Linked DNA regions of Homo sapiens: region 1 is linked to region 2. A link is an interaction called in ENCODE POLR2A ChIA-PET data of the cell type or tissue named here. Cell type or tissue: GM12878. All regions are shown on one strand. Each heading gives the region's core, and the rest is flanking DNA. Links, peaks and the distances in the headings are about the cores only.

The links. ChIA-PET counts read pairs that join two places held together with the same protein. Peaks named below come from ENCODE experiments on the same cell type or tissue, not always from the same donor. Only the 100,000 strongest peaks of a DNase experiment are listed, where the experiment ranks them.
Region 1: POLR2A ChIA-PET joins it to region 2 with 7 read pairs; 5 of 35 experiments call an interaction of 5 or more read pairs at or near these places.

What each region holds. Positions count from the first base shown.
Region 1 is chr4:39,834,175-39,839,554 of GRCh38, forward strand. PDS5A (PDS5 cohesin associated factor A) reads right to left here. Exons shown (of 33, transcript NM_001100399.2): 32 at 3,682-4,034. Among named protein-coding and RNA genes, the nearest start is that of UBE2K, 140 kb to the left of the region's middle. In GM12878, for the core only: no CTCF peak of the experiment used is centred there; no DNase peak of the experiment used is centred there.
Region 2 is chr4:39,762,184-39,767,563 of GRCh38, forward strand. All of the region lies in intron 4 of UBE2K (ubiquitin conjugating enzyme E2 K), which reads left to right. Among named protein-coding and RNA genes, the nearest start is that of UBE2K, 67 kb to the left of the region's middle. RefSeq lists a silencer at 1,994-2,043. In GM12878, for the core only: no CTCF peak of the experiment used is centred there; DNase peaks (open chromatin) are centred at 1,768 and 2,098; H3K27ac peaks cover 1,869 bases.

The DNA.
Region 1 (5,380 bases), core at 314-5,313, 72 kb after region 2:
ATATTGTCTCAAAAAAAAAAAAAAAAGGGTACTAAGAGGTCAAAGTGGCCAAGTGGTCCAGTGAAAGGAAAAGCAGACTGGTCAAGAGTAAAGGTCATGGCAATAGTTTTTTGGGATGCTCAAGGCATTTTGCTTGTTGAGTTTCTGGAAAGCCAACAAATGATAATATCTGCTTATTATGAGTGTTTGGACAAAGTCAAAGCTTTAGCAGAAAAATGCCTGGGAAAGCTTCACCAGAGAGTCCTCCTCCACCATGACAATGTTCTCGCTCATTCCTCTCATCAGACAAGGGCAATTCTGCAAGAGTTCCCATGGGAAATCATTAGGCATCCAGCTTACAGTACTGATTTGGCTCCTTCTGACTTCTTTTTGCTTCTTAATCTTAAAAAAATTTTTAAAGAGTGCCAATTTTTCTTTGGTCACTAATGAAAAAAAGACTGTTTGAAATGGTTAAACTCACAGGACCCTCAGTTCTTTGGGGATGGACTAAATGGCTTCTATCATTGCTTACAAAAAGTGTCTTGAAGTTGATGGAGCTTATGTTGAGAAAGTTTCTATTTTTATCTCTTAACTCCAGTTTTCCATGACCTTTCTGAAGTGGCCAATTATTTATATTGTGTACAACCATTACCACCATCCATCTCTAGAACTTTCTCACGTTCCCCGATTGAAACTCCATCCCCATTAAACACTAAAGCCTATTCCCGCTAACCTCAGCCCCAGGCTCAAGCAATCCTCCCACCTCAGCTCCCTGAGTACAGGCACACAACATCATGCCCGACTAATTTTGTATTTAATTTATATTTTTATTTTTGAGATGGAGTCTCACTCTGTCGTCCAGACTGGAGTGCAGTGGCACAATCTCTGCTCACTGCAAACTCTACCTCCCGGGTAGCTGAGATTACAGGGGTGCGCCACCACACCCAGCTAATTTTTTGTATTTTCAGTGGAGACAGGCTTTCACCATATTGGTCAGGCTGATCTTGAACTCCTGACCTTAAAAGATCTGCCCACCTTGGCTTGGCCTCCCAAAGTGCTGGGATTATAGGTGTGAGCCACCGCACCTGGCCATAAACATTTAATTTAACCACCTACTGTCACTGAGATTAGAAAACCATCACAGAATACTGTATTCTGAATAACACACTGCCCATTGATCTACTACTAGCATATTTAAGATCTGTAATGTGCCTTTTCAGTCTGTAAAGAGAAGGCCAAATGCCATTTGATGATATTGGGGCACATAGTGCAGCTAAAAGCAAAGCAATGGATTTTACAATGCTGTATATGAGAGAAGGTCTAAATGCTACTGAAAAAGTTTTCAGGGTTCCAGCATGTATCCGTTTTTTTGTCTTTCTGTTTTTTTGAGACAGAGTATCGCTCTGTTTCCCAGGCTGGAGTGTAGTGGCCGGATCTCGGCTCACTGCAACCCCCGCCTCCCGGGTTCAAGCAATTCTCCTGCCTCAGTCTCGCGAGTAGCTGGCACTACAGGTGTGCACCACCAAGCCCAGCTAATTTTTGCATTTTTAGTAGAAATGGGGTTTCTCCATGTTGGCCAGACTAGTCTGAAACTCCTGACCTCAGGTGATCCGCCTGCCTTGGCCTCCCAAAGTGCTGTGATTACAGGCGTGAGCCACCGTGCCTGGCCACAAGTATGTATCTGTACATTTTAGTTAGATGGTACAGGGACAGCTAATGGGAGGTAAGGTCAGGTGGCTTAGGTAGCCTGTGTGTGATGATTAGTACTTTTTTGTGTGTAGGTGAAGAATAGGACAGATCTCTTGAAACCGTTCAGAGAATTTTGGCAATCTCCAGGGAAACGTTCAACTTTTGTATAACTGAAAATGTATGTTAAGGGGTAAGGAAACTAGAATTTAAAACAATAGTAACAATAACAGTTGGGCGTTTATTTTGTACTAGGCACTTTGCTAGGCGCTTTCTTTATATTTACTGATCCATTTAATTCGTAGAGCAACCCTTTAAGATACATACTTTCATACTAATGAAAAAGGGAGGCAGAGGTTCAATAAAGGTCCAGGTTTGAGAAGAAAGTCATGTAAAATTTGTCCCTAATACTGGCTTTCATTACTACACTTATTAGTTAATAGAAACAGAAGTGAGTAGGAGGAACACACTAGTACTCAGATCAGGTTTGAGCCTTCTGGATCAGATGCCATGAGAGGATGTGAAAGATTGCCAAGAGGGCACTTAGATGATGTAGAAATTTAATAGCCCAAAATTTCAGAATTCCGTAAATGCTAATTTTTTTGTTTTTTTTGAGATGGAGTCTCGCTTTGTCGCCCAGGCTGGAGTGCAATGGCGCAATCTCTGCTCACTGCAACCTCTGCCTCCTGGGCTCAAGTGATTCTTCTGTCTCAGCCTCCTGAGTAGCTGGGATTACAGGTGCCCATGCCCACGACCACACCCGGGATTTTTTTCTATTTTTTTTTTTTTTTTTTTTGTATTTTTAGTAGAGATGGGGTTTCACCATGTTGGCCACGTTGGTCTCAAACTCCTGACCTCACGTGATCTACCCGCCGTGGCCTCCCAAAGTGTTGGGATTACAGGCGAGAGTCACTGGGCCCAGCTCATAAATGATAATATTTTAAATGTTTTTACACACATGCTTCAGTAACTTTTTTTTTTTTTTTTGAGACACAGTCTCCTTCTGTCACCCAGGCTGGAGTGCAGTGTCGCAATCTTGGCTCACTGCAACCTCTGCCTCCTGGGTTCAAGTCATTCTCCTGCCTCAGCCTCCTGAGTAGCTGGGATTACAGGCATGCACCACCACACCTGGCTAACTTTTTGCATTTCCTTTTTTTTTTTTTTTTTTTTTTAGTAGAGATGGGGTTTCACCATGTTGGTCAGGCTGGTCTTGAACTCCTGACCTCAGGTGATCCACCCACCTAGGCCTCCCAAAGTGTTGGGATTACAGGCATGAGCCACTGAGCATGGCCTGACATTGAGTTTTATAAAAATACTGAAGCAGGATAGTGGGGGTATCCTGAGCTGATCAAATCTGGGACTCTTCCCTAGAAGAAACTCAAATGCCTACAGTCTAATTCAGGGGTAAATGAGTTAGGTATGTAAGGAAAAAAGGAGGATGAGTTAAGTTCTAAGGCCAAGGTGAAAGGAGCCACCTTCTAGATTTCCAACAGGAAAAGTCTGAAATCTCAGCACAAGAATGATCAAAGATGAACAGTTTGGTAAGTTGTTTTTCTGGGCAGGGTGGGGAAGATGTAAGTTGTTGACCTGTGTTAGAATTAACTATAACACGAAGAATTAAAGAGTGGGACCTATTACCTATTGACATTTCGTGACTGTTTTCTCCATTTCTGGGACCTTGTATCCAAAAGGTAGCCCTTATTTTATGTAAACCTCTGCAACCACTTGAAAGGCACTAAGCAAAAGAAATATTTGTCTTGTTAATAAAAATAGAAATATCAAAATACCATATCCTAAATAAAAATTACACAAAGAAAAAAGATTTTTCTTCAAATTTGTGCCTTAAAACTGGAAGTTATGAGATAATAACAGATGCTATTATAAACGGACCCAGGAAAACCAGATGCAGGTTTCTCTCTCAAATGCTTAGGTGTTTGGGGTGACTGGCACTAAGAATATACTACGAATAAAACAAAATGTCTAAATTCCCACTTGAGGAAGAATGGCGTACATTACCTTTGTAAGTCAATTTGTCTTTCTGCTGGTGCTGCCTTTTTGGCTAAATCTTGCAGTTTGGGTGCTTTGGCATTACCTGCTTCCAAACCCCCAGGGCTCTCCTGACCCACTGCAGCTCTCTTCCTTCCCTTGTTAATAGGTTTATTTAGATCATCATTTTTGGTAGCATTGCCCTGAGATTCAGACTTGGGTCGACGTCCTCTCCTGGGTTTGGAAGGGGCGGGAGGTCCCGATTCATCTACTTTCTCATCTGTTTTTTGTTGGATATTCTCTGCACCAGCTGCTGTTACTGTTCTTTTCTTTCCTCGGTCACTGCTGATGTTGCCCTGGGTAGCCTGATCAGAATTAATTTCCTAAAAAAGCACAAAACAATTCTATAAACACAAATTCCTTAAATATTAATGATCTCTATTAGAAAAGAGTGTTTTGAAAGTATTTTAAAGGAGTCTGGATTTGAGGGCTTCCAGTTAACTGCTTACATCACATTAGGAAAGTAAGCTCCTTGAGGAGAGTGACTGTGCCTGGTACCTACCATGGTGTATAGCATATATAATGTGCTCAATAAATGCTCATTAAAAAGCAAAGGCTGGGAACAGTGGCTCACGCCTGTAATCGCAGCACTTTAGGAGGCTAAAGCGGGAGGATCGCTTGAGCCCAGGAGTTCCAAACAATCCCCGGCAACATAGTGAGATCCCATCTCTACAAATAATTTAAAAAATTAGCCGGGCATGGTGGCTTGTGCCTGTAGTCCCAGCTACTTGGGAGGCTGAGGTGGGAGGATTGCTTAAGCCTGGGAGGTTGAGGCTACAGTAAGCAGAGATTATGCCACTGGACTCCAGCCTGGGTGACAGAGGGAGATCTTATCTCAAAATAGTAATTGCAAGCCCGGCACGGTGCCTCACGCCTGTAATCTCACTACTTTGGGAGGCCGAGACGGGTGGATCACCTGAGGTTGGGAGTTCAAGACCAGCCTGACCAACATGGAGAAACCCTGTCTCTACTAAAAATACAAAATTAGCCAGGCATGGTGGCCCATGCCTGTAATCCCAGCTACTCAGGAGGCTGAGGCAGGAGAATAGCCGAAATTGCACCATTGTACTCCAGCCTGGGCAACAAGAGCAAAACTCTGTCTTGGGGGGAAAAAAATTGCAATAATAAAAATATAAAGCACAAATAGTACTTGAAAAATAAAATCTAACTCTCAATGTAACTCAATGTCTATGGCAATATGCATTTTTCTATGTAAGTTTGTTTAAGTCAAGACTGCTTAATTTTACACAAGGATCCCACAATATTCTAATCTATTGGTATCTGGATTCTAAGAGTTTTGATAATAAGAGGTAACTTGTTACCTGAATCCACTGACATGCTGTGTTTCAAACACCAAGCAGAAAGAGTTTAGATAGCAAGAGATTGATCTAAAAATGTAACGTCGGGCGGGCATGGTGGCTCACGGCTGTAATCCCAGCACTTTGGGAGGCCAAGGCGGGTGGATCACGAGGTCAGGAGTTCAAGACCAGCCTGGTCAAGATGGTGAAACCACATCTCTACTAAAAATACAAAAATCAGCTAGGCATGGTGGCAGGTGCCTATAATCCAGCTACTCAGGAGGCTGAGGCAGGAGAATGGTTTGAACCCAGGAGGCGGAGGTTGCAGTAAGCCGAGATCGCGCCACTGCACTTTAGCCTGGGCAACAGAG
Region 2 (5,380 bases), core at 150-5,149:
AAATAATAATAATAATAATAATAATAAATCTTGAAATTTATTTTATTTATTTACTTATTGTAGAGATGGGGTCTTGCTATGTTGCCCAAGCTGGTCTCAAGCACCTGGCCTCAAGTGATCCTTCCACCTTGGCCTCCTGAAGTGCTAAGATTACAGACTTGACCCCCTACTCCTGGTCTATAGTATTTAGGGTTAGAAAAATAGGTGTGGTAGGCTGTTTTTGCATTGCCATAAAGGAATACCTGAAACTGAGTAATTTATAAGGAAAAGAGGTTCCATTTGGCTTCTGATTCTTCAGGCTGTATAGGAAGTGTGGTGCCAACATCAGCTCAATTTCTGGTGAGGCCTCAGGGAGCTTATGATCACAGCAGAAGATGAAAGAGGAGCCTGTTTCACATCATGAGGGTAGAAAATAGAGTGGAAGCAACAGAGAGCAGGGAAGTTGCCACATACTTTTAAAACACTTTGTTTGAGACAGTCTCACACTGTTGAGCAGGCTGGTGTGCAATGGCACAATCTTGGCTCACTGCAGCCTCCGCCTGCTGGGTTCAAGCGATTCTCCTGCCTCATCCTCCTGAGTAGCTGGGACTACAGGTGCGTGCTATCACGCCTGGCTAGTTTTTGTATTTTTAGTGAGATGGTGTTTCACTGTGTTGGCCAGGCTGGTCTCGAACTCCTGACCTCATGATCTGCCCTCGGCCTCCTAAAGTGTTGGGATTACAGGCGTGAGCCACGCACCCGGCCAAAAAACACTTTTTTTTTTTTTTTTTTTTTTTTTTTGGAGACTGTCGCCCAAGCTGGAGTACAATGGTGCAATCTTGGCTCACTGCAACCTCCACCTCCCGGGTTTAAGCACTTCTCGTGCCCTCATGCCTCAGCCTCCTGAGTAGCTGGGATTACAGGCACGTGCCACCATGCCCAGCTAATATTTGTGTTTTTAATACAGATAGACTTTTGCCATGTTGGCCAGGCTGGTCTGGAATTCCTGGGCTCAAGTGATCCACCCGCCTTGGCCTCCCAAATTGCTGGGGTTAAAGGCATGAGCCACTGCATCCAGCCTTAAAACACTTTTTTTTTTTTTCTTTGAGACAGAGTTTCGCTCTTGTTACCCGGGCTGGAGTGCAATGTCACGATGTTGGCTCACTGCAACCTCCACCTCCCGGGTGCAAGTGATTCTCCTGCCTCAGCCTCCCAAGTAGCTGGGATTACAGGCATGTGCCACCACACCCAGCTAATTTTGTAATTTTAGTAGAGACGGGGTTTCTCCATGTTGGTCAGGCTGGTCTCGAACTCCCAACCTCGGATCATCTGTGCACCTGACCTCCCAAAGTGCTGGGATTACAGGCATGAGCCACCACGCCCAGCCAAAACACTTAAAACAACCAGCTCTCACATGAACTCAGTCATCACCAATGGGGTGGCACTAAGCCATTCATGAGCGATTTGCCCCCAGGATCCAAACACCTCTCCCCAGGCTCCACCGCCAACACTGGGAATTACATTGCAGCATGAGATTTGGAGAGGACAAATATCCAAACTATATCAATAGGTTTTGTTTGGATATTTATTTTTATTTTTATTTTTTGAGACAGAATCTCACTCTGCCACCCAGACTAGAGTGCTGTGGCTCACTGCAGCCTCAACCTTCCAGGCTCAATTGGTCTTCCCACCTCAGCCTTCTGAGTAACTGTAACTACAGTCACGTGCTACCACACTTGGCTAATTTTTTGTAGAGACAGAGTTTCACCTCATTGCCCAGGCTGGTCTTAAACTCCTGGGCTCAAGCGATCTACCTGCTTCAGCCTCCCAAAGTGCTGAGACTGCAGGCGTGAGCCATCGTGCCTGACCTCAATTATTGAACTAATTTTCTTACAATTAATTATTAAAACTGGCTGTGTGCAGTGACTCAAACCTGTAATCCTAGCATTTGGGAGGCCAAGGCAGGAGGATTGCTTGAGCCCAGGTGTTTGAGACCAGCACTGGCAACATGGCAAGACCCTGTCTGTACAAAAAATTTTAAAATTAGCTGGGCATGGTGTTGCGTGCCTGTAGTCTAAGGTGAGAAAATCACTTGAGCCTTGAAAGTCAGGGCTGCAGTGAGCCGTGTTCACACATTCTGTGAAAATTCAATCAGGCAGAAAAGTGACAACGTTTTCTCTTTGACATTGTTATGAATTGTATCTAAATTTGCAGCTCTAGATTTTTTTTCAATTTTGAGGGTTTTGAGAGCAAACTGCCTTTTTTTTTTTTTCTTTTCTCTTTTTTTCTTTTGCCCCTGCCAGACATGGTTTTTCTCTGTCGCCTAGGCTGGAGTGCAGTGACAACGATCACAGCTCACTGCAGCCTTGACCTTCCAGGCCCCAAGCATTCTTCCCACCTCAGCTTATCACAGGTGCACACCACCATGCCTGGCTAATTTTTTAAAATTACTTTTTGTAGAGATGGGTCTTGCCATGTTGCCCATGCTGGCTGGTACTCAAGCAATACCCCTGTTTTGACTTCCCAAAGTGCTAGGATTATAGGCATGAGCCACTGCCCCCGGCTGATTTCTTTTTCTTTAACCTCCTCTTCATTCAAGTTTCTGATTCTTGAAATGGTAATCTAGAGTCTGTAGTAGATTGTGTCGTCACAATAGGAAGACAGTGCAAATAGAGGAAATAGACAGTATTTATAATAAGGATTTTTGAATCTCTAAGAACTTATTAATTTTTTTTTTTTTCGAGACAAGAGTCTCACTCTGTGGCCCAGGCTGGAGTGCAGTGGCGCGATCTCGGCTGACTGTAAGCTCCGCCTCCTGGCCTCAGCCATTCTCCTACCTCAGCCTCCTGAGCAGCTGTGACTACAGGCACCTGCCACCACTCCAGGCTAATTTTTTGTATTTTTAGTAGAGATAGGGTTTCACCGTGTTAGCCAGGATGGTCTCAATCTCCTGACCTCGTGATCCGCCCGCCTTGGCCTCCCAAAGCGCTAGGATTATAGGCGTGAGCCACTGTGTCTGGCCTACTTAAAACTTTTTAAGAAAATTTTTGTAAAGTACACAGCATAAAATTTACTAGGCCAGGCATCGTGGCTCATGCCTGCTGTAATCCCAGCACTTTGGGAGGCCAAGGTGGGTGGATCGCTTGAGCCCAGGAGTTCAAGACCAGCCTGGGCAACATGGTGAAACTCCATCTCTACAAAAAATACAAAAATTAGCCAGGCATGGTGGCGTGAGTCTGTAGTCCCAGCTACTTGGGAGGCTGAGGTTGGAGGATCGCTTAAGCTCAGGAGGTTGAGGTTGAAGCTACAGGGATCTGTGATCACACCACTGCATTCCAGCCTAAGTGACCGTGAGACCCTGTCTCAAATAAGCAGGGCCAGGCGCAGTGGCTCACGCGTATAATCCCAGCACTTTGGGAGGCCGAGATGGATGGATCACCTGAGGTCAGGAGTTCCAGACCAGCCTGACCAATATGGTGAAATCCTGTCTTTACCAAAAATACAAAAACGTTAGCCAAGTCTGGTAGCATGCGACTGTAGTCCCAGCTACTAGGGAGAATCGCTTGAACCTGGGAGGCAGAGGTTGCAGTGAGCCAAGATTGTGCCACTGCACTCCAGCCTGGGCAACAGAGGGAGACTCCATCTCAAATAAATAAGTAAGTAGGCTGGGCGTGGTGGCTCTTGCCTGTAACCCCAGCACTTTGGGAGGCCGAGGCGGATGGATCACCTGAAGTCAGGATATATATATACATACATACATACATACATACATACATACACACACACACATACACATACACATACACAAAAGCCAAACATTTTGTTGATCCATTCATCCATCCATGGAAACCTTAAGTTGCTTCTACCTTCTGGCTATTGTGAATAATATTGTTATGAACATTTATATATTAATACTCCAGTTACTGCTTTCAGTTCTTTTGGATGTATACCCATAAGTGGAATCACTGGATTATATAGTAACTCTGTGTTTTTTGTGTGTGTTTTTGTCTGTGTGTGTTTTTGTTTTTTGTTTTTTTTTGAGGGACTGCCATACTGTTTCCCATAGAGTTTTCACCATTTTACATTCCCACAAGTAGTGCACAAGAGTTCCATTTCTCCACAACCTGGCTAACAATTACCATTTTTTTTATGGTAGCCATTCTAATGGATATGAAGTGATAGGTCATTGTGGTTCCAATTTGCATTTCCCTAATGATTAGTGGTGTTGAGCATCTTTTTATGTGTTTATTGACACTTTATATATCTTCTTTGGAGAAACGTCTGTTCACATCCCTTGTCGATTTTTTAACCAGGTTTTTTTTTTTTGTTATTGAGTTGTAGGAGTTCTTTATGTATTATGGATATTAAGCCCTCACCAGATAAATGATTTGGAAATATTTTCTCCTGCAACACAGAAGTTTTTTTGTTTTAAGTAGTGGGGTCTTGCTGTGTTGCCCAAGCTGGCATCGAACTCTTGGGCTCAGGTGATCCTCCCACCTCAGCCTCCCAAGTAGCTGGGACTACAGGTGTGTGCCACCACACCAGCTTCACAGGAGTGTTTATTTTTATTTCTAATTTTTATTATTTTCTTTCTTTCTTTTTTTCGAGACAGAGTCTCGCTCTGTCGCCCAGGCTGGATTGCAGTGACACAATCTCGGCTTACTGCAGCCTCTGCCTCCTGGGTGTTCAAGCAGTTCTCCTGCCTCAGCTTCCCACGTAGCTGGGATTACAAACATGCACCACCATGCCTGGCTAATTTTGTGTTTTTAATAGAGATGGTGTTTTACCATGTTGGCCAGGCTGGTCTCGAACTCCTGACCTCAGGTGATCCACCTGCCTCAGCTTCCCAGAGTGCTGGGATTACAGGTGTGAGCCACTGCATGCGGCCAGGAGTTTTTAACTTTGATAAAATTGTCGTGCATATTCTCGTATTTTTTGCTTTGGTTTCCTGTACCTTTGATGTCATATCCAAGGAATCATTGCCAAATTCAGTGTCATGAAGTTTTCTCCCTTATGTTTTTGCTTTCTAGCTCTTACATTTAGGTCTTTGATCCATTTTGAGTTAATTTTTATATATGGTATAATGTAAGGGTCCAGCTTCACTAATTTGAGAGATTATCAGTTTTCTTTTTTTCTGTTTTTTTTTTTGTGTGTGTGTTTTGTTTGTTTGTTTGTTTGTTTTTTGAGATGGAGTCTGGCTCTGTCGCCCAGGCTGGAGTGCAGTGATCTTGACTCATTTCAAGCTCTGCCTCCCGGATTCACGCCATTCTCCTGCCTCAGCCTCCAGAGTAGCTGGGACTACAGGCGCCTGCCACCACGCCCGGCTAATTTTTTTGTATTTTAGTAGAGACGGAGTTTCACCATGTTTGCCAGGATGGTCTCGATCTCCTGACCTTGTGAT